2 separate regions of the Homo sapiens genome follow, and region 2 is linked to region 1. Evidence: read pairs that join two places in POLR2A ChIA-PET (ENCODE). Cell type or tissue: OCI-LY7. All regions are shown on one strand. Links, peaks and the distances in the headings refer to the core of each region. The heading gives the core; the rest is flanking DNA.

Region 1 (9,669 bases), core at 587-8,586:
AAAAACAAAACAGTAGATGTTGGCGTGAATGTGGTGAATGGGGAACACTTCTACATTGCTAGTGGGAATGTTAACTAGTACAGCCAGTATGGAAAACAGTGTGGAGATTCCTTAAAGAACTAACAGTAGATCTACCATTTGATCCAGCAATCCCACTACTGGGTAGGATTTTACCCAGAGGAAAAGAAGTCTTTACTTGAAAAGGACACTTGCACACACATGTTTATAGCAACACAATTCACAATTGCAAAATCTTGGAACCAACCCAAATGCCCATCAATCAATGAGCAGATAAAGAAACTGTGGTGTGGAATACTATGTAGCTATAAAAAGGAATGAGTTAACAGCATTTGCAGTGACCTGGATGAGAGTGGAGACTATTATTCTAAGTGAAGTAACTCAGGAATGGGAAACCGAACATCGTATGTTCTCACTGATATGTGGGAGCTAAGCTATGAGGATGCAAAGGCATAAGAATGGTAGAGTGGACTTTGGGGAGGACTTGTGGGGAAGAGTGGGAGGAGGGTAAGGGATAAAAGACTACAAATATGGTGCAGTGTGTACTGCTTGGGTGATGGGTGCACCAAAATCTCACAGATCACCACTAAAGAACTTACTCATGTAACCAAATACCACCTGTACCCCAATAACTTATGGAAAAATAAAAAATAAAAATAAATAAATAAACCAGTCATAGCCACCTCATGCAATAGATTTGGGGGTAAGCTGGTGGCTTAGTTCTGGATAAGTCAAGTCTGCTGAGAAGGGCTTCTCTTCCCAAATAAAAAGTCAAAGACTAACAATGTGAAAGCCTTTCTGTCTCCCCTTTGCCCTTCCCAAACATGAACTTGATGTCCAGAAGTACCTCAGCCCTCCTGTGACCAGGGTGTGACAAACCAGTATGGAGGAACAGAAAGAGAAGAGTCTGGCTCCTTGATGATATTTTTGATTCCTTGGGCTGTCTACATCCAGGCTTCTTTTTATGAGAGAAAAAACAAGCTCCTTATATGTTTAGGCTTCTGTGAATTGGACTTTCTGTTCCTTCCAGTTGACTGGATTCCTAAGTGACTTAAATGATTGTTTTGGCAACAGACTCATAAAAAATTTCTATTTGTACTAGATTTGTTAGTCATTGCCTACCAAACCCAGCCACTTCTGAGCAACCATACTCCATCCACAGCCCAATTGCTGAAACTGCAAATGGAATGGTAGCATTCTGCACGGTGGGATCTTTCTTCTCCAGGGTAAGGCTGATCTCAGGGTAGCCAGTCACAGAGGCAGCCAGTGGAAAACAATCTGAGGCTTACCTTGGAAAATGCGAACCAGAGGGGCTCAAGTTCTCCCTCAGGAATCTGGCATTTAGAATAGAAAGAATGAGTGAGTGAGCTCAGAGAGCTGGGTTGAGGGTTACTTAGAGGATTTGGGGCTAGGGTGTATAATAAGGACCATGAGAAAGCTGACCTTATGAGAAAGCTGGTCAGGGGAGAGGTTCAGAGAGGGACAGAAAGAGATACCCCAGAGAAGAGCAGAAGTAACACCTTGATGTTTCCTAATGAGGTGCTGATTCCAGATTGCCTGTGCCCTTGTCATGAGTAACCTCCTCCTCGGGGTGATTTGAGTGAATCTCTATTCTTGTCCTGATATCAGCTCGAATATACTAGGCAGTAAAAGCTATATTTCGAGTTAAGTTTTCAATGTCTTCCAATCCCTCTTTCCTTGTACGTATAGTGCCAAATATAATACCTCCTTTGAGGGTTTGTTGCTGGGATTACATGTGAACAAGACCTAGCAGAGTGTTTAGCACATAGCCACAGCTTAGTGAATGTTCATTCCTTTTCCATTTCCCTAGCGCCTAGGTTGTGAGTTTATTGAAGGCAAGAATGACTCATCTGATATGACAGTCTCAGGGCTTAGCACAGTGCCTACACATAACATGAACTCAATGGGTTGGCAAACATTTTCTGTTAGGACTAGATAGCAAATATTGTTGGGTTTGTGGACCATATGATATCTGTTGCAATTATTGAACTCTATTATTGTAGTGTGAAAGCAGCCATATGCTAAAAAATGGAAGTGACAGTGTTGCAATAAAAGTTTATTTACAAATATGGGCATTGGGCTATATTTGGTCCATGGGCCTTAATTTGCTGACCCTTGCTATAGATGATGAAGAAACGAATGAATAAAAATGAACGAATGGGATTTTATTTAATAATGCCATTTACCAGAAAGAAAGTATTGGTACTATAAAGGACTCTTTATCCAGAAAAACCTGGATTCTATTTTCATCCCATTACATAAGAGTCTTTTATCTTCTCTGGCGTCATGCCTTTATTGTAAAATGGGGTCTGATAATCCCTTCTTTGTTTAAAGGTTTGGAACTGTCAGGTCTGTAAAGGTAAAATCTATGCCTTATTTGTCTTTATTCTCAGGGCCTAACAGAATTCTCACATGTCTAAGCATAATAGGTTGACAGGCACTTGCTGAATGATTAAAAGGTTGAGGTGAATCAGATGTTTGATGAAGCAGGTGGTTGGACCAGATAATAGTATAAACTCTTGTATTACTTATTCATTTATTTATTTTTTGAGACAGGGTCTTGCTCTGTTGCCCAGGCTGGAGTGCAGTGGCATGATCTCGGCTCACTGCAACCTTTGCCTCCCGGGTTCAAGTAATTCTCATGCCTCAGCCTCCCAAGTAGCTTGGACTACAGGCACATGCCACCACACCTGGCTATTTGTTGTATTTTTTGTGGAGATGAGGTTTCACCATTTTGCCCAGGCTTGCCTCAAACTCATGAGCTCAAGCAATTCACCTGCCTCGGCCTCTCAAAGTGCTGGGATTACAGGTGTGAGCCAGGGTGCCCAGTCCTAAACTCTTAAAATAGGAAAAACTTTAAAATCATCCAGCCAAATTCTCGCTTTGCAGAGGGTTTTTTTGTTTTTGTTTTTTTCAGAATTAAGATTCCAAATGACTGCAAACCCAATGCAAATTGACTTAAGCCCAGAAGGAAATGTATTGCCTCATTGATGTGCCTTGTTTCAGGGATTCCACTCATGTCATAGACCTAGACTTGCTTTAGTTCCTCACTTGCCTTCTGCTTGATTGGTTCTCTTGTGAGGTAGGCTTTCCTCGTTGGTGGCAAGACTGCTGACATTAGCTTCCAGCTCACTTCCTCACAGCTCAGACCACAGGAAAATAGAGAGGGTCTCTATCTGTTAAAAGTCACAATAAACATCTCAAGATTGTGTATCCTTGACTTCATTTGAGTCAATTGCCTATCCTTGAGCCAATTGTGCCCATGAATGAAATCAACGCCACCTGAACTGCATTGACTGAGAATGAGGGAAGTCCGGTTCTCCAGAGGCAAACCTCCAAATGCAGAGAATGAAGGTGGCAAAAACATGAAATATCCAGCACTGCTTTGGACTCTGTCAATAATATGCTTTAATAAAAACTGAGCATCAAATATTAGGATGTTTGTGAATATTCTGAAACTTGATCATGGAATCTAACTTAGGAAGAGACAACCAAGTTTAGTCTCTTTTTCCGGTGTTTGACCCCTCCAGATACTAGATTACTTTTAACATTTACACTCTTAAAACAAAGGAATATGTGCATTTTAAAAAATGAATTTTATTTTAAAGCAGTTTCAGATTTGCAGAAAAATCAAAGATAATACAACAGAGTTCTTATGTACCATACACCTGTTTCCCCTATTATTAACATCTTATATTAGTGTGATATATTTATTAAAATTAATGAACCGGCCCGGCGCTGTGGCTCATGCCTGTAATCCTAGCACTTTGAGAGGCCAAGGTGGGTGGATTGCTTGAGGTCAGGAGTTCAAGACCAGCCTGGCCAATGTGGTGAAACCCTGTCTCTACTTAAAATACAAACAATTCGTCGGGTGTGGTGGCAGGTGCCTGTAATCCCAGCTACTTGGGAGGCTGAGGCAGAAGAATCGCTTGAACCCAGGAGGCAGAAGTTGCAGTGAGCCGAGATCATGCCACTGCACTCCAGCCTGGGCAACAGAGCAAGACTCTGTCTCAAAAAATAATAATAACAATCAAATCAAATCATATAAATGAATCAGGATTGGTACATTATTATTATCTAAAATCCATACTTTATTTATATTTTCTTACTTTTTAGCTAATGGCCTTTACCTGTGCCAAGATCCCACCTGGGATACTACATTAAGTTTATTATTTATTTATTTATTTAATTTATCTTTCAAAAATAGAGACAATGTCTCACTATGTTGGCCAGGCTGGTCTTGAACTCCTGAGCTCAAGTGATCCTCCCACCTCAGCCTCCCAAAGTGCTGGGATTACAGGTGTGAACCACCTCACTTTGCCTGTTTTCTTCATGTCAGTGTCATGGGTTTTGAGGAGGAAGTCCATAGAGATAAAGTGACCCTTATATTACATCATGTCAAGGGTACATATTATCAACTCAACTGATTGTTGATGTTGATCTTGATCAACAGGCGCCTGAGGTAGTATTTGTCAGTTTTCTCTACTGTAAAGCTACTCCTGCCCCGCCACTCCCCATTGTATTTTTTTGAAAGAAGTCAGTAGGTCAAACCCACACTGAAAGAGTGGGGAGTTAGGCTTTATCTCCTTGAGTGGGGAGTATCTACATAAATTATTTATAATGCTTCTGGGGAGAAGATTTGTCTATTCTCCCCTACTTATTTATGGAGTCATAATTTACTTCTGTCAGTATGGACTCAGATATTTATTTTATACTTTGGATTATAATCCAGTATTCTTCTATTTATTTTGTTGCTCAGGTTGTTCCAGCTTTGAGGTGGAGCCAAAGCTTTTTGGAAGCTCTTTTGATAATCTCCTTTGCTCTTTAAAATAATCTCATTATTGTGGGATTCTTTTTTAATTTTCCTTTTTTTTTTTTTTTTTTAAGCACTTTCTTGCTGTTACTTACTGACATTGCAGGATGTTCCAGGTTCAGTCCGTATGTTTTTCACCTCAGTACTAGAGTCAGCCATTTCTCCAAGAAGCCCTGGTTCTTTTTATGGGAGGATGGAATTAGAAATTAAGATGTGGGTGCTAGGTATGCTCAATATAGCCATTTTATTTTATTTTATTATTTACTTATTTATTTATTTTGAGATGATCTCCCTCTGTTGCCCAGGCTGGAGTGCAGTGGTGCGATCTCAGCTTACTGCAACCTCCGCCTCCCGGGTTCAAGAGATCCTCCAGCCTCAGTTTCCCGAGTGGCTGGGATTACAGGCTCACACCACCACACCCAGCTAATTTTTGTATTTTTAGTAGAGACAGGGTTTTGCCATGTTGGCCAGGCTGGTCTCAAACTCCTGGCCCCAAGTGATCTGCCTACCTCGGCCTCCCAAAGTACTGGGATTACAGGCATGAGCCACCATACCCGGCCTCAATATATGCATTTTTAATAGTCAAGTTGTAAAAGGTTTATAACTAAAAAAATAGTGAATTTCTTTCCCACTTTTTTGCATTAAACTCTTTTGAGCTTGTTCTTCTGGTTTTTACCTTCATATTACTCACAGCGTGTTTATGCTGGTATTGTCTGATTGACCAATTTGAGACACTATTTGTTGACTCCCTGTAAAGGTGAATAGACTTTGGCTTTCTTACACCCCCACCCCGCTTCCTCTCTACCAATTTTTCCAGTGTAGTCAAATCAAAATATGTGTTAAGTTGGGGCACAGTGGCTCATTTCTGTAATCCCAGCACTTTGGGAGGCTGAGGCAGGCAGACCACTTGAGGCCAGGAGTTCAAGACCAGCCTGGCCAACATGGTGAAATCCCATCTCTACTAAAAATACAAAAATTAGCCGGGCATTGTGGTGCATGACTGTAATCTCAGCTACTTGGGAGGCTGAGGCATGAATCACTTGCACCCTGGAGGCAGAGATTTATCCGAAGTATTCCATGCAGTGAGCCAAGATCGCACCACTGCACTCCAGCTTGGGTGACAGAGTGAGACCCTGTGTCAAAAAAATAAATAAATAAAAATAAAAATGGTGTATTAAGCCAGTAGCCAGATTTTACATTATTACCAGCATGTAACTATTAATATCTTTCACACTTAGCAAATGCACCATAATTACATTTCTTTTCTCGTACAAAATTTTATCTTTCCTGGTTGTAATAATTATCTCATTTTTTGTTTGTTTGTTTGTTTGTTTGTTATTTTGAGACGGAGTCTCGCTCTGTCACCCCAGCTGGAGTGCAGTGGCATGATCTTGACTCACTGCAACCACCACCTCCCTGGTTCAAGGGATTCTCCCACCTCAGCCTCCCAAGTAACTGGGATTACAGGCATGTGCCACTGCACTCAGCAACTTTTTGTATTTTTGGTAGAGATGGGGTTTCTCCATGTTGGCCAGGCTGGTCTGGAACTCCTGACCTCAAGTGATCCAACTGCCTCTGCCTCCCAAAGTGCTGGGATTACAGGCGTGAGCCACTGCACCCAGCCTTCATTGTGTTTTTTTCTTAATTTCCCAAGTATCCATCAAAAATTCATCCCATGGCTGTGGGCAGTGGCTCATGCCTATAATCCCAGCACTTTGGGAGGCTGAGATGGGAGGATCACTTGAGACCAGGAGTTTGAGACCAGCCTGGGCAACATGGCAAGACCCTGCCTCTACAAAAATTTAAACAAATTAGCTGGGTGTGGAGGCACACCTGTGGTTCCAGCTACTTGGGAGACTGGGGCAACAGGATTGCTTGAGCCTGGAGGTTGAGGCTTTACTAAGCCATGTTCATACCAGTGCACTCCGGTCTGGGCAACAGAGCAAGACCCTGTCTCAAAAAAAAAAAAAAAAAAATTCATCCCAAGTATTCCATCATATCTGCCAAACACCTATCAAAGTTATTTTCAAATTACCTAAGTACATGAGCTTATTCGTGACACTCACTACCACCACCCCAAGGCTTATTCCTCTGCTCTTCTGCCCCAGCCTGAGGTGGTTATTAAAGTAATTATTCTCCAAAGATGCTTCCCCTACCACTCCAATGAACCACACTTCCTCGCATTCACATCCTTGTATTGCTCCCTCCACTTGAATTCTCTGGGATGGCCTTATAATTTGCCTTTTGACCAATAAAATACTGTAAAAATGATACTGAATGTTACCTAAGGCTAGGTCATAAGAACCTTTGTGGATTATTCCTGAGCATGTTGGAATGCTAATTTTTGAGAAAGCCAGATCCTATGTAAAAAATCCAACTACTCTGAGACCACCATACTGTAAGGAAGCCCAAGCTTCCATGTAGAAAGGTCATGTGGAGAGAGACAGTTGTCAGTCCAGCCCCTATCTCTTCTAGTCATTCTATTAATTTGCTAGACATACAAGTCCAGCTAGAAGTGTCATTTTGGATGATCAGTCATGTGAGTGAGAAAGTTATCTTGGACAAATAGTCCAATCTAGTCTTGAGATAGCCACTGTCACTGGGTGAGAGCTACCCAGCTGAACACTGTCATCCCAGGGAATCATGAAAAGTACATTGACATTGTTCAGGCACTAGGTTTTGGGGTGGTTTGTGATGCAGTGAAACAGTTCCCCTCTAGGTCTGTTCTGCAGTTTTCTTTGTGAAATTTTTCTTCCCTGGAGTTAGATGTCATGTTTTCTGGACCCCATGACTTTCTGTTTCCTGGTTATTTCTCCCGTTTTGCTACAGATTTCTCTTCCATAACTTCTAGGAAAGGAAGTATAGTAAGTAAATTTTGAATCTATGTCCAAAAAGGCCTTTATTATGATCTTACATTTGAGAAATAGATTGTCTGCGAGTAGGATTCTAGGTTGAAATTAAATTTCTCCTCTGGATTTTTTTTTTTTTTTTTGGACACAGGTTCTCTGTCTGTTTTCCAGGCTGGAGTGCAGTGGCACAATCTCAGCTCACTACAACCTTCACCTCCCGGGCTCAAGCAATCCTCCCACCTCAGCCTCTGGAGTAGCTAGGACCACAGGTGCGCATCACCACACTCGGCCAATTTTTTGTATTTTTGGCAGATATAGATTTTCTTTTCCTCTTTTTTTTTTTTTTTTTGATGGAGTCTCCTTCTGTCACCCAGGCTGGAGTGCAGTAGCATGATCTCAGCTCACTGCAACATCTGCCTCCTGGGTTCAAGTGATTCTCCTGCCTCAGCCTCCCAAGTAGCTAGGATTACAGGCATGCACCACCACACCCAGCTAATTTTTGTATTTTTAGTAGCGACCAGTTTTGCCATGTTGCTGGGACTTGTCTTGAACTCCTGACCTCAAATGATCTGCCCGTCTTGGCCTCCCAAAGTGCTGGGATTACAGGCGTGAGCCGCCACGCCCGGCTGATACAGGTTTTTACCATGTTGCCCAGGCTATTCTGGAACTCCTGGACTCAAGTGATCCACCCACTTTGGCCTCTTAAAATGCTGGGATTACAGATGTGAGCCACCACACTCGGCCTTCCCTCTGAATTTTGAAGGCATTCGTGCATTATTTTCTAGCTTTGTTGTTTGGAACAACAATGCCATTCTATTTCCAAATCCATTCAGTGCAATATGTTGTTCTTTCTCTCTGGAGTCTTTTCGTATCTTTTCTTTATGTCTGATGTTCTCATATTACATGATAATGTCTTGCTTTTTGGGGATATTTTTATTCATTGAGTTTAGCATTTGATTGACCCGCTCAATACTGAGAGTCATCTCCTTTAGTTACGAGAGTCTTTCCTTTATTATTTCTTTAGTAATTTCCTCTCCTCTATTTTCTTTTTTAATGTTCTGAAACAATCCTAGTCCTTTGACTTTGTAGATGGTTATAATTTCTAACAAATTTTCTTAACTTTATTTTTCAAAACTTCCATAAAATTCGGGACATTTTTATAATGTCTATGTTCTTTTTCATGAATGTAAAATCTTTCTTTCTGAGAAAATATTAGCTTTTTAAAAAGTTTTTGAAGTTCTCTTTAGCTCTCCCTGTTATTTTTGTCTCTTTTTTATGTTAAATGCTTTCCTCAAATGTCTGATGATCCCTGGTTATCTGTTCATATCTGAAAGGGACACTAAAGACTCATTAACAGTTCTGCATGCATGGCTGAGGCTCATGCACTGATGAACTTATTGAAGGAGGGTTGAGTGGTTTTGTTGGGGAACACTCAAAACTATAAATATCTGAAAATGTTTTATTGGGACCACTTAGTTTATCCAGAGATTAAATCCTCCAGTTTCCTGGGATAGAATGGGGAAAGGATCCCTTGGTTCTGTGGGCATTCAGTGGGAAGATTCACTCTGAATCCCGTTATTTTCATCCCTGCTCATGTTAGTCTGGCTTCTCTGGGTCTAGAACCTCACCTGATATTTAGATTTTTCACTGATACCTTCAGTAGAAGCAATGTTGAATGTTTGAGGTTTGCTGGCTGTTTACAATCAATTAAGGATTTTTAAAAATCTAGAACATTTGTGAATTCTTATATTTTCTTCCTGGTACTAAGTAGGAGCTAGCCACAGGTAGGCCTCATCATATGGATACATTACCCAAACGGTCACAGGTCAAAGGACAATGTAGTGATTAACCATAAGCTTTGGAATCAGGAAGTTCTGGGCTTCAGTGTCTTCCTAAAACTTAAAAAAAAATTTAATTTTTTTATTAAACTTTTTTTTAAATAAAAAATTGAGATGGGGTTTCGCCATG
Region 2 (9,669 bases), core at 561-8,560, 55 kb after region 1:
CTAGTTCTTGCTTGGGGAATTTAATTTTGGAAACAGGGAAGAGTCCGTGGGAGTAAAATGTGGTGAATGACAGGAATATTCAACCAGGGGCAGTGCGTGGATGTGAAAGCAAGGCAATCCAAATAAGTTTCTCTAAATATAATCTTGGAAATGTGCTCCTCAGCAACAACAGGTTTATTTTAAAACTTTAATAACTGCTAACACGAGGAGCCATGGGAGAGAGATTAAAGCAAACAGTTGTTGAATGAATGTATAAAAAACATGTGTGCCTGAGTGAGAGGGGCTTCTGGCTGGGTAGAAATGTGGAAAGTAAACCAGATCTGAAAGACATTTCTGTGAAGGACTTCCCAGCATGTTTACAGCAATAGCAACATTAATGGAATAAGTACGTGGTTCTCTAAATGTAGCCATCTTTGGATTTCAACTCTCTTGACATTACATTTAAGAGAGAAAAAAGTCAGTCTAATTACTTGACTGGTGAAGCCTATAGATTTTTTTGTCCTATTAGTTCACACAACACTGATCCAACAGTTAGTAAAAATCCCCCTCACCTGGGTACTTGGAAAAACTGGCCCAAGGCAGCCTGACTTCTGACTTGTTCAGTTGCAGTTGGGCAGAATGATTGGCACCAATGATGAAAACAATTAGCAGCAGATTGGCAGCTGTTTCTTTTCTTTTTCTCTTCTCTTTTCTTTTCTCGTCTTTTCGAGACGGAGTTTTGCTGTTGTTGCCCAGGCTGGAGTGCAATTGCATGATCTTGGCTAACTGCAACCTCTGCCTGGTGGGTTCAAACGATTCTCCTGCCTCAGCCTCCCAAGCAGCTGGGATTACAGGCGCCCGCCACCACACCTGGCTAATTTTTTATATTTTTAGTAGAGATGGGTTTTGCCATGTTGGCCAGACTGGTCTCGAGCTCCTGACCTTAGGTGATCTGCCTGCCTTGGCCTCCCAAAGTTCTGGGATTACAGGCGTGAGCCACTGTGCCTGGCCCTTTTTTTAAAAAAAAAATTTTTTTTTTTTTTTGGTCAACTTGGCTTTGATGTCAGCTTAAGATACTTAAAGTGACTTTGTCTAGTGTGCTAAACTCAAACATTTATTTAGAAACGTTGGGGAAGTGGGTCTAGAGCCAGGTTCAGGGCCTGAATTTCCCCATCTAGAAAATGGAGTGGGGCCAGATGGCTTTGTGTATGTAGTCAGGTTATAGTATCTTGTGAGGTAATGATACACCCAACCCTAACTTAGCTCATGCTCCCTATCCACCTTCCAAAACCACCGCCATTATCAATGTCACTACCAGCTTGGGTCTGACTAGAAAAAGAAGACGACAGACACTTCCTAAACAGAACATTTAAACTCAATGAATATTACTTTTCTGTTTTGCAAAGGGGTATTTTCAATCGATTCCCAAATGTATTTCTGAAACTCCTTGTACCGACTAAGAAACACTAACATGAGCAATCATAGTATTTTAGAGCTCGTAATGGCCTCCAGGAGCCTCTGTCCTAGTAGTTCTCAATGTTAGCTGAATAATCAACTGGGGAGCTTTTTAAATGCCAATTCCTGAGTCCTACCCTTTAAGAGATTCTTTCTGTAATTGGTCCAGGGTATGACTTGGGCATCTGAATTTTTGAAAAATGTCCCAAAGTGGTTCTAATATGGAACCAAGTTCTGAAAAATGCTGGTCTAGCCCGGTGGCTCTCAAACTATGCACTTCAGACCAGCAGCCTCCGTGTCACTGGTACTTGATAGAAATGCAGATTCATGTCCTTCACCCCATACCTCCAGAATCAGAAACTCTGGGGGTAGAGTCTAGCAAACTGTGTTTTAACAGACCCTCCAGATGATTCTGATGTGCGTTAGAGTTTGAGAAATGTTGCACTGTAGTAATTCCTAACAGATAAAGTGTTCAAGAAAACAATCTCCCTTTACCAGGGCTGTGTGGTGGTGGGCTTGGCCAGACAGAGGGTCAGGAGCTTCCAGTACCAGGGGCAAAGGTCCTGCTGCTTCATCTCCTTTAAGCTGATAGCACTTTCTGGCTGGATTCCTGCAGTATCTTCCTAATTATAATCTCTGACTTTACTCCTTTTCCTGTCTGTTCTCCATGCTGTGGCAGAGATACCCTCTTTCAATACAGGTATGGGTCTCCTGTCTCCTGTCTTCCAGCCCTTTTCATCCTTGGCCCCTAGACCTACCTAGAAGCAGCACACTTAGCTCTGCCTGGGGCAGAGGTGGCAAACTCTGATGAATTTAGAGGCCAGGCAGCTGATACAGTTGAGGGAGTCAAAGGGAGATGACATGGCCCATGATAAATCGGAGTGTATGTCCACTTAAGGGCATTAAAATTTAAAATTAGTTAAAATGATTTCCTGGGCAAGCAAAACATGGCTGTGGGCTAAAACAAGGTAGCCAGTTTGAGACTGGGGATAAAGGGTGGATTTTAGTAAAAGATGAATTAAAATAAATATATAATTCTTATACTGAGACTCCTTGATCAGAGGAGGCTGTGGATGTAGTTGCTCCTCTCATTCCCTCTTTGTGTAATCAGGATGAATTGTTAGCATCTATAAATAACTTTTTGGTATCTATTGTATGTGGGGCCCAGGAGAGAGAATTGCTTCTTTTAAGGAGCTTCACTTCTGAATGAGACAAAACACACATGGGAAATGCAATAGAATAGGCCGGGTGCAGTGGCTCACACCTGTAATCCCAGCACTTTGGGAGGCCGAGGTGGCACATCACTTGAGGCCAGGAGTTTGAGACCAGCCTGGCCAACATGGCGAAACCCTGTCTCTACCCAAAATACAAAAATTAGCTAAGCTTGGTGGCAGGTGCCTGTAATTCCAGCTACTCGGGAGGCTGAGGCAGGAAAATCGGTTGAACCTGGGAGGAGGAGGTTGCAGTGAGCCGAGATCGCACCATTGCACTCCAGCCTGGGAAACGGATTAAGACTGTGTCTGTCTCAAAAAACAAACAAACAAACAAAAAGGTAATGCAATCGAATGGAATCAATGTTGTTTTTCCATTTCCATAAGGAAGGAATGTGATGCAGTATGTGCTTCTTACAGCTAATGATTATATGGTGGATCCACAATCAAACCTCACAATTTAAAGCAGGAGTTTCCAATCTTTTGGCTTCCCTGGGCCACACTGGAAGTAAAGGAATTATCTTGGGCCACACATAAAATACGCGAACACTAATTATAACTAATAAGCTAAAAAAATCGCAAAAAAAATCTCATAATGTTTAAGAAAGTTTACCAATTTGTATTGGGCCACATTCAAAGCCATCCTGGGCCGCATGCAAGCTCAATTTAAAGCAACCTAATTCCTCACCATGGCCTTTCTAGGCTAAACACAGGAGATACTATCAATTTGTAATGAGCACCTATTATATTCTGGGTACTCTATTAACTGTTTCAAGGCAATTATCTCATTGACTCCTGACAGCAGCTCAATAAAGCGGGTATATTATTTTGGCTTTGGAGCTAAGAAAACAGAAGCACAGGCAGGTGAAGGAACTTGCTCAAGGTCACGTCGTCCAATCTCCTGTAGCAGAGCCAGGTTTTGAACCAGGCTTGAAGGACTCCACACTCTAACCACTACCCTGTACTTCACAGTGAGGGCTCCAATTCCAGACTTCATGCATATGGCTCTGTAACACTGACCTGCATTGGACTCAAATGGATTTCAGTGTCCTCTGATCCACAGCAACCTGAGTATATCAATGGCTTTCCAGTTACAACCCCATTATAGCTCAATCTTCCCTTGTCCCCATATTATTTACTCAGAATCTGATTTGCATTTGCAGAGGAAGCTGTAAAGGGAGAACCTGGCAGGAAACTTAATGAAGCCAGGTGGGACACATTTAAATGGGAATGTGTTGAACTAACTCATGAAGAGCTAAAGCCAGCTGTCAGCAGGCTTAATGAAAGGTTAACAGGAATCCAGCAATGGGTGGCTGGGGAGACTCTTTGTCTCTCTAAAGAAAACAGGAAGTTGAGAAGTGGGCTCCCTGGGTGGAGGTGAGAGCAGAAGGAGGAAGCCACTCAAAACCGAAAGACTGGGTCTGGAAATAGAGCTTCATTTAGATTTGTAAATATGTTACAGCCTTAAAAAAAAAAAGCACTGTGAGTTCTCAGCTCTCTGAGCATCAAAGGACAGTGAAGGGAAGTGTTCCCGAATAAGATGAATGCTAATGCTATCCAGAGGGAGTTTGGGGAGCACTGGAAATGGCTGCTCGCAAAACAGAAGGTGGATTTGCTGCTTGTGCTGAAAAGGTGCTATTGTGCGGTTATATGCATTATCCATACTGTATGTGAAATAATGGGGTGGGAGCACAGCAAAGACTCGCACACATCTGTCAGTTTCACTCCCATTTTCAGCCAAGGAAACTGAGGCTCAGAAAGGGGGCATGAGTTGCCCAGGTCCCACAGTTAACCAGTGCTAGAGCAAAGCACTAAACTGTGTTTTCTAGACTTGTCTCTGTGGCTAAGATTCTGGAGTTTTCACAGAATCTGCCCTGTTATTGCCCTTCTGGAGTCATGTAATTAAGTTCTTGTTGGTGTGGCCATGCAATTCAGCGTTCCTTTTCCGTAAGCCATCTATCTTAGCACACCCCTGGCTTTATAGTGGGCTGCTGCCCCCAGGAAGAGGAATCAGAATGCAAAAAGCGCACAGCTTGGCTGCTCTGCTGCTCTCCTAGCAGCACCATAACTATGGTGACCAACTTGTCTCAATTTGCTCTGGGCTTTCTTGGTTTTAAAACTCAAAGTCCCACATGCCAGGAACCCCTCAGTCCTGGGCAAACTGGTGTAATCACCCAATAGGTTCTTCCTGTGCCATCTGCACAGACAAAACCAGTTCATTGAGAACACGGCATTGCAGTAGAGAAAAAGTTTAATGGACATGACGCCAGCCACATGGGAAATAGAGTTATTATACAAATCAATCTCCCCAAAGGCTTGAAGGTTAGGGTTTTTATGGACAGTTTGGAGAGCAGGGGTCTAGGGAAAGGGTGCTGCTGATAAATTGGGGATGAAATCATAGGGGTGTGGAACACTTCTTTGTGTGCTGAGTCCAACTCTGGGTGGGGCCACAGGACCGGGTGAATCATGAGTCACAAGGCCGGGTGGGATCTGTTGAAAAAATATTTCAAAAAACCAATCTTAGTTTCTACAGTAGTGATGTTACCTAGATGAGCAACTGGGGAAGTCGCAAACCTTGTGATCTCTGGCCATATGACTCCTGAGCAATAAGGGATTGTGGAAACTATGGGGTCAAAATATGTCAGTTATGCAAAATGGGGTCGACTGTGTCAGATTTCTCTCATCGTTATAATTTTGCAAAGATGGCTTCTCTTGGATGGTTGGTCAACCTAAGTCTATAAACTAGAGATCAAAAACAACCATCCTCTCAGTTCTCTCACTCACAGCCCCTGCTCTTGACTTTATTGCAGTGATCACTTTTCCTGTGACTTTGCAGTTGAACCCAAATGGAATTTAGTTTGTTCAGATCCGCTGTTAGAATAGACTACTACTAGATCTACATTTTATATCTAGACCCTTGCTATTCGAAGTGTGAGATTCAGACCAGCAGTTTTGTCATCACCTGGGAGCATATTAGAAATGCAGAATCCCAGGCCCTACCATAGATCCTATGAATCAGAATTCACCTTGTAACATCTAGGATCTCTAGGTCACTCATGTGCACATTAAAGTTTGAGAAGTCCTGGTCTAAAGCATTGATTTTCAAACTCAGCTGCACACTGGAATCACATGGAGAAACTTAAAAAATACTGATGCCTGATCCATAGATCAAAACATCACCTTGTACCCCATAAATATACACAATTATTGTCAATTAAAAATAAATTTAGGCAAGATGCTGTGGCCCACGCCTGTAATCCCAGCACTTTGGGAGGCCGAGGAGGGTGGATCACCTGAGGTCAGGAATTCGAGACCAGCCTGGCCAACATGGTGAAACCCCACCTCTACTAAAAATACAAAAATTAGCTATGCATGGTGGTAGGCGCCTGCAATCCCAGGTACTCGGGAGGCTGAGGCAGGAAAATCACTTGAAGCTGGGATGTGGAGGTTGCAGTGAGCCAGGATCACGCCATTGCACTCCAGCCTGGGTGACAAGAGCGAAACTCCATCTCAAAAAGTAAAATAATAAAATAAATAAATAATTAAAACATTTTTAAAAATACTGATGCCTGGCTCCCATCTGAGGTCCTGATTTGATTCACAACGAGGAGACATGGGCATCAGTTTTTAAAGCACTTCAGGTGATTTGAATATACAGCAATGTTTGCAAACTTCAGCCCTAGAGAGGGGGTAGCTTTGCACCAGAAAATAATGTTTCTAATTAATCAGAACAAAGCTTGGCCTAAGTTTGTGTGGCTCTACTAACCCCATGTGATTTTGCATATGGAAATCATCAATATCGCTCAAGAAGATCTGAGGCATAAAGATAATGACCAATTACTCTGGAAGAGGCCCCCTAAAGTAGTTACAAACCAAGATATAATATTTAGTCTATGGAAAGTGATAATAAGACAAAAGATAATCAGAGAAGGAATGTCCTTAGGGTCGGGGTGGCACTATGAATCTCTTCAGAAGACACTAGAAAGATGTCTTGACACCAAGATTGTAAGAGAAAAGTGGGAGATTGGTTAAGTGGTAATCTTTGTTGCACAATAAGGAACTTGGTAAAAAGGCAACTATATTTTCTTTTGTACTTAGATATAATGGGAGATCTTCTGTAGGGAACAAGCAGTCATTCATTGTCTCAGTAAGACTGTATTCTTTTGCAAGTAAGAGAATACGAAAAAATAATGATTTAATTAGCAAAGACTTTGAATCATTTCACATAACTAGAGTTGGGACTTAGGAGTGTTGTAGGATTGGGTTCAGCAGCTTCACAAGAATGAGGTGTTAGTCAGGTCTCTGTGTCTTCATTGGCACTTCTCTCCTGGTCACAGGATGGCTGCCACAGCTCTGATATGTCCTCCCACAAAAGCATCCCAAGTAGAAAGAAAGCCCTGGCAACACAGCAAGACCCCATCTCTACAAAAATTTTTTTAAAAAATTAGCTGTGGATGGTGGCATGTACCTGCTCACTTAGCTACTCAGGAGGCTAAGGCAGAAGGATTCCTTGAGCCCAGGATTTTGAGGCTGTATTGAGCTGATTGCACCACTGCACTCCAGCCTGGGCAACAGAGCAAGATCCTTTCTCAAAAAAAAAAAAAAAAAAAGAAAAGAAAAGCCAAGTAGGAAGAAAGGAAGCAGGTGGCAAATGGGGCTTTTCTTCTAATATGATGCTTTATCAAAAAGGGACATTACTAAAAGACTTTCCTGTGTTTGATTGTCCAAACTGGGTCACATACCCAGACCTTGGCAAAGGGAAATGCAACTGCTTAGATGACTTATATTAATCAATCATTATTCATTCTCTAGGCTATGCATATTGACTAGGATCTGTTAGCATGGGTGAAACTGGGAATGGCTGTGGGGTGGACAGTCTTGATTTCTGCCATAGTCACTCATCCACCACAAGGTTACTGGTTGTCTCCTATGTGCCAAAGGGCCCTGTGGGGAGCTGGGGCATTGTGAGGAACAAGAGAGTCCCAGTCCCTGATCCTAAGCAGCTTACAGTCTGCAAAGCCATTTCTATCTTTATCACCCATTTCATGATTCCAATTATTTGGATAATTTCTGATGTGCCTGAGAAACAAAAAGAGTGAAGGGATAATATGCTTAGAAATTCTGCATATATATAGATACGTTCTTGAACTTGTGGACCTGTACCTTTGCTGTAAGGGTCACCAGTCAATGGAGGAAGGGGCTGAAACATTCAGACCTAGGTGGTGAAGGCAAATTAGAGCAAGAATTCTTAGCTATGGCAGAACTTTCTTAGCTTGGCGGAAGACAGTTGGCTTTATCACAGATGTGAGAGTAATAGAAAGAAATCTCACCTTATATTTCTATGCTGCTTCATACTTTTCTAGGCATTTTCAAACATTGGTGCTCTGTGTCAGAGGGACAGTGTATCCCCATTTCATAGAGGAGCAAAATGGAAGCACAGAGAAGCAAAGTGACTGTGTTCCCACCATGGTTAGTGAGACAGGACTAGAATCAAGTGTCCTGATTCCTTCTCAAATCAACGGATCCATGCCATCTTTATGGGATGCTCACCATGTGCCCCTGGCTTTGTGCTTGGAATTCATAACAGGGCCAATCATCATCATTAATATTATTTGAGCATGTACAGTAAGTCAGACACTGCCCTAAGCACTTTAAATACGCTTTTAAATTTAATCATGACAATCACCCTTTGAGGTAGTTGTCACTTTTATCTCTGTTTGACAGATGAGGAAATGGAAGCTCAGTCAGATAAAGAGGCTAGTCAGCTGGGATTCTAACTAAGAAGCACCTCCATGGCCCAGGGCCTTAACCCATGTGCCCTGTCCCTTCAGGTATATAAAAGCACTTTTTTGATCTCTTAATGATTACATACATGTGGAAGGTAGAAAGGAACTATTCAGCTGTGACTTTTAGGTTGTTCCCATTTTCCCTCTAATCACCTTAGTAAGATGATGCTGGAGCGACTGCGTTGCCTGGGGTATATAACCTGGGGTTCCTTGTAGCGAACCAGGAAAATTTACAACACAGACACACATGAGGAGTTTAGGAGCAGAGGTTTAATAGGTAGAGGAGAAGAGAAAGAGAAACAGCTGCCTCTGTAGAGGAAGGAGTCTCCCAGCGCAAAAGACCTGCTGGTGGTGAATATGCGGAATTTTATAGTCTGGTTTGAGGAGGCAGTGTCTTATTTATATAGGGCTCTTAGATTGGTTTGATCAGGTATGACATTTACATAGCGCATGAGGAAGGCTTGTCGCCCCACCCTAATCTTCTTATGCAAATGGACTTTCCAGTTGATCATGGCCATCTTGTCTGCTTCTTACTGTACATGTGGCTGGCAGAGAAGGGATGATGGAACCACCATCTTGAACATGTCTAGTCCCTAGTTCTGCCGGCATTCACCCATGCAAGCTCCTAGCTTGCAGGCTGCTCTTTGTTAGAAAATTATTTGGGGCTGCTCTTCATTAAAAAGATAAGCCTTACTGAGGACTCTCATACCCTTGCTATCTGCCTAAGTGATTTCTTCTTAACGCCTGTATCAACGTGTTCTCCATCCTTAGACTTTCTGAATGCCACCAATATGGAGATGGGTGAGGAGTGAAAAGCATGGAGCTAGAAAGTTCTTTGGGTCTAGGTCTCGCATCGTTTGTTTGTTTGTTTTGAGACAGGGTCTCACTCTGTCACCCAGACTGGAGTGCAGTGGCGTGATCCTCCCAGGCTCAAGTGATCCTCCCACCTCAGCCTCCTGAGTAGCTGGGACTACAGGCACAAGCCACCAGGCCTGGCTAAGTTTTGTGTGTGTATGTGTGTGTGTGTGTGTTTGGTAGAGATAGGGTTTTGCCATGTTGCTCAGGCTGGTCTCGAACTTCTGGGCTCAAGTGATTCTCTAGCCTCAGCCTTCCAAATTGCTGGGATTACAGGCATGAGCCACCCACACCTGGCTGGGTCTCACCTTCTTGAAGAGACCCGAGTTTAGACCCAGATCTCCAAATGAAGTCACATATTAAAGCACAGAGATTAAATGATC

The links. Peaks named below come from ENCODE experiments on the same cell type or tissue, not always from the same donor. Only the 100,000 strongest peaks of a DNase experiment are listed, where the experiment ranks them.
Region 2: POLR2A ChIA-PET joins it to region 1 with 11 read pairs; 3 of 35 experiments call an interaction of 5 or more read pairs at or near these places.

Annotation. Positions count from the first base shown.
Region 1 is chr5:156,963,818-156,973,486 of GRCh38, reverse strand. No RefSeq gene overlaps it. Among named protein-coding and RNA genes, the nearest start is that of TIMD4, 5.4 kb to the right of the region's middle. In OCI-LY7, for the core only: no CTCF peak of the experiment used is centred there; no DNase peak of the experiment used is centred there.
Region 2 is chr5:156,908,556-156,918,224 of GRCh38, reverse strand. No RefSeq gene overlaps it. Among named protein-coding and RNA genes, the nearest start is that of TIMD4, 50 kb to the left of the region's middle. RefSeq lists enhancers at 3,472-4,417, 4,418-5,617. In OCI-LY7, for the core only: no CTCF peak of the experiment used is centred there; DNase peaks (open chromatin) are centred at 3,604, 4,004 and 4,630; H3K4me3 peaks cover 1,971 bases; H3K27ac peaks cover 5,177 bases.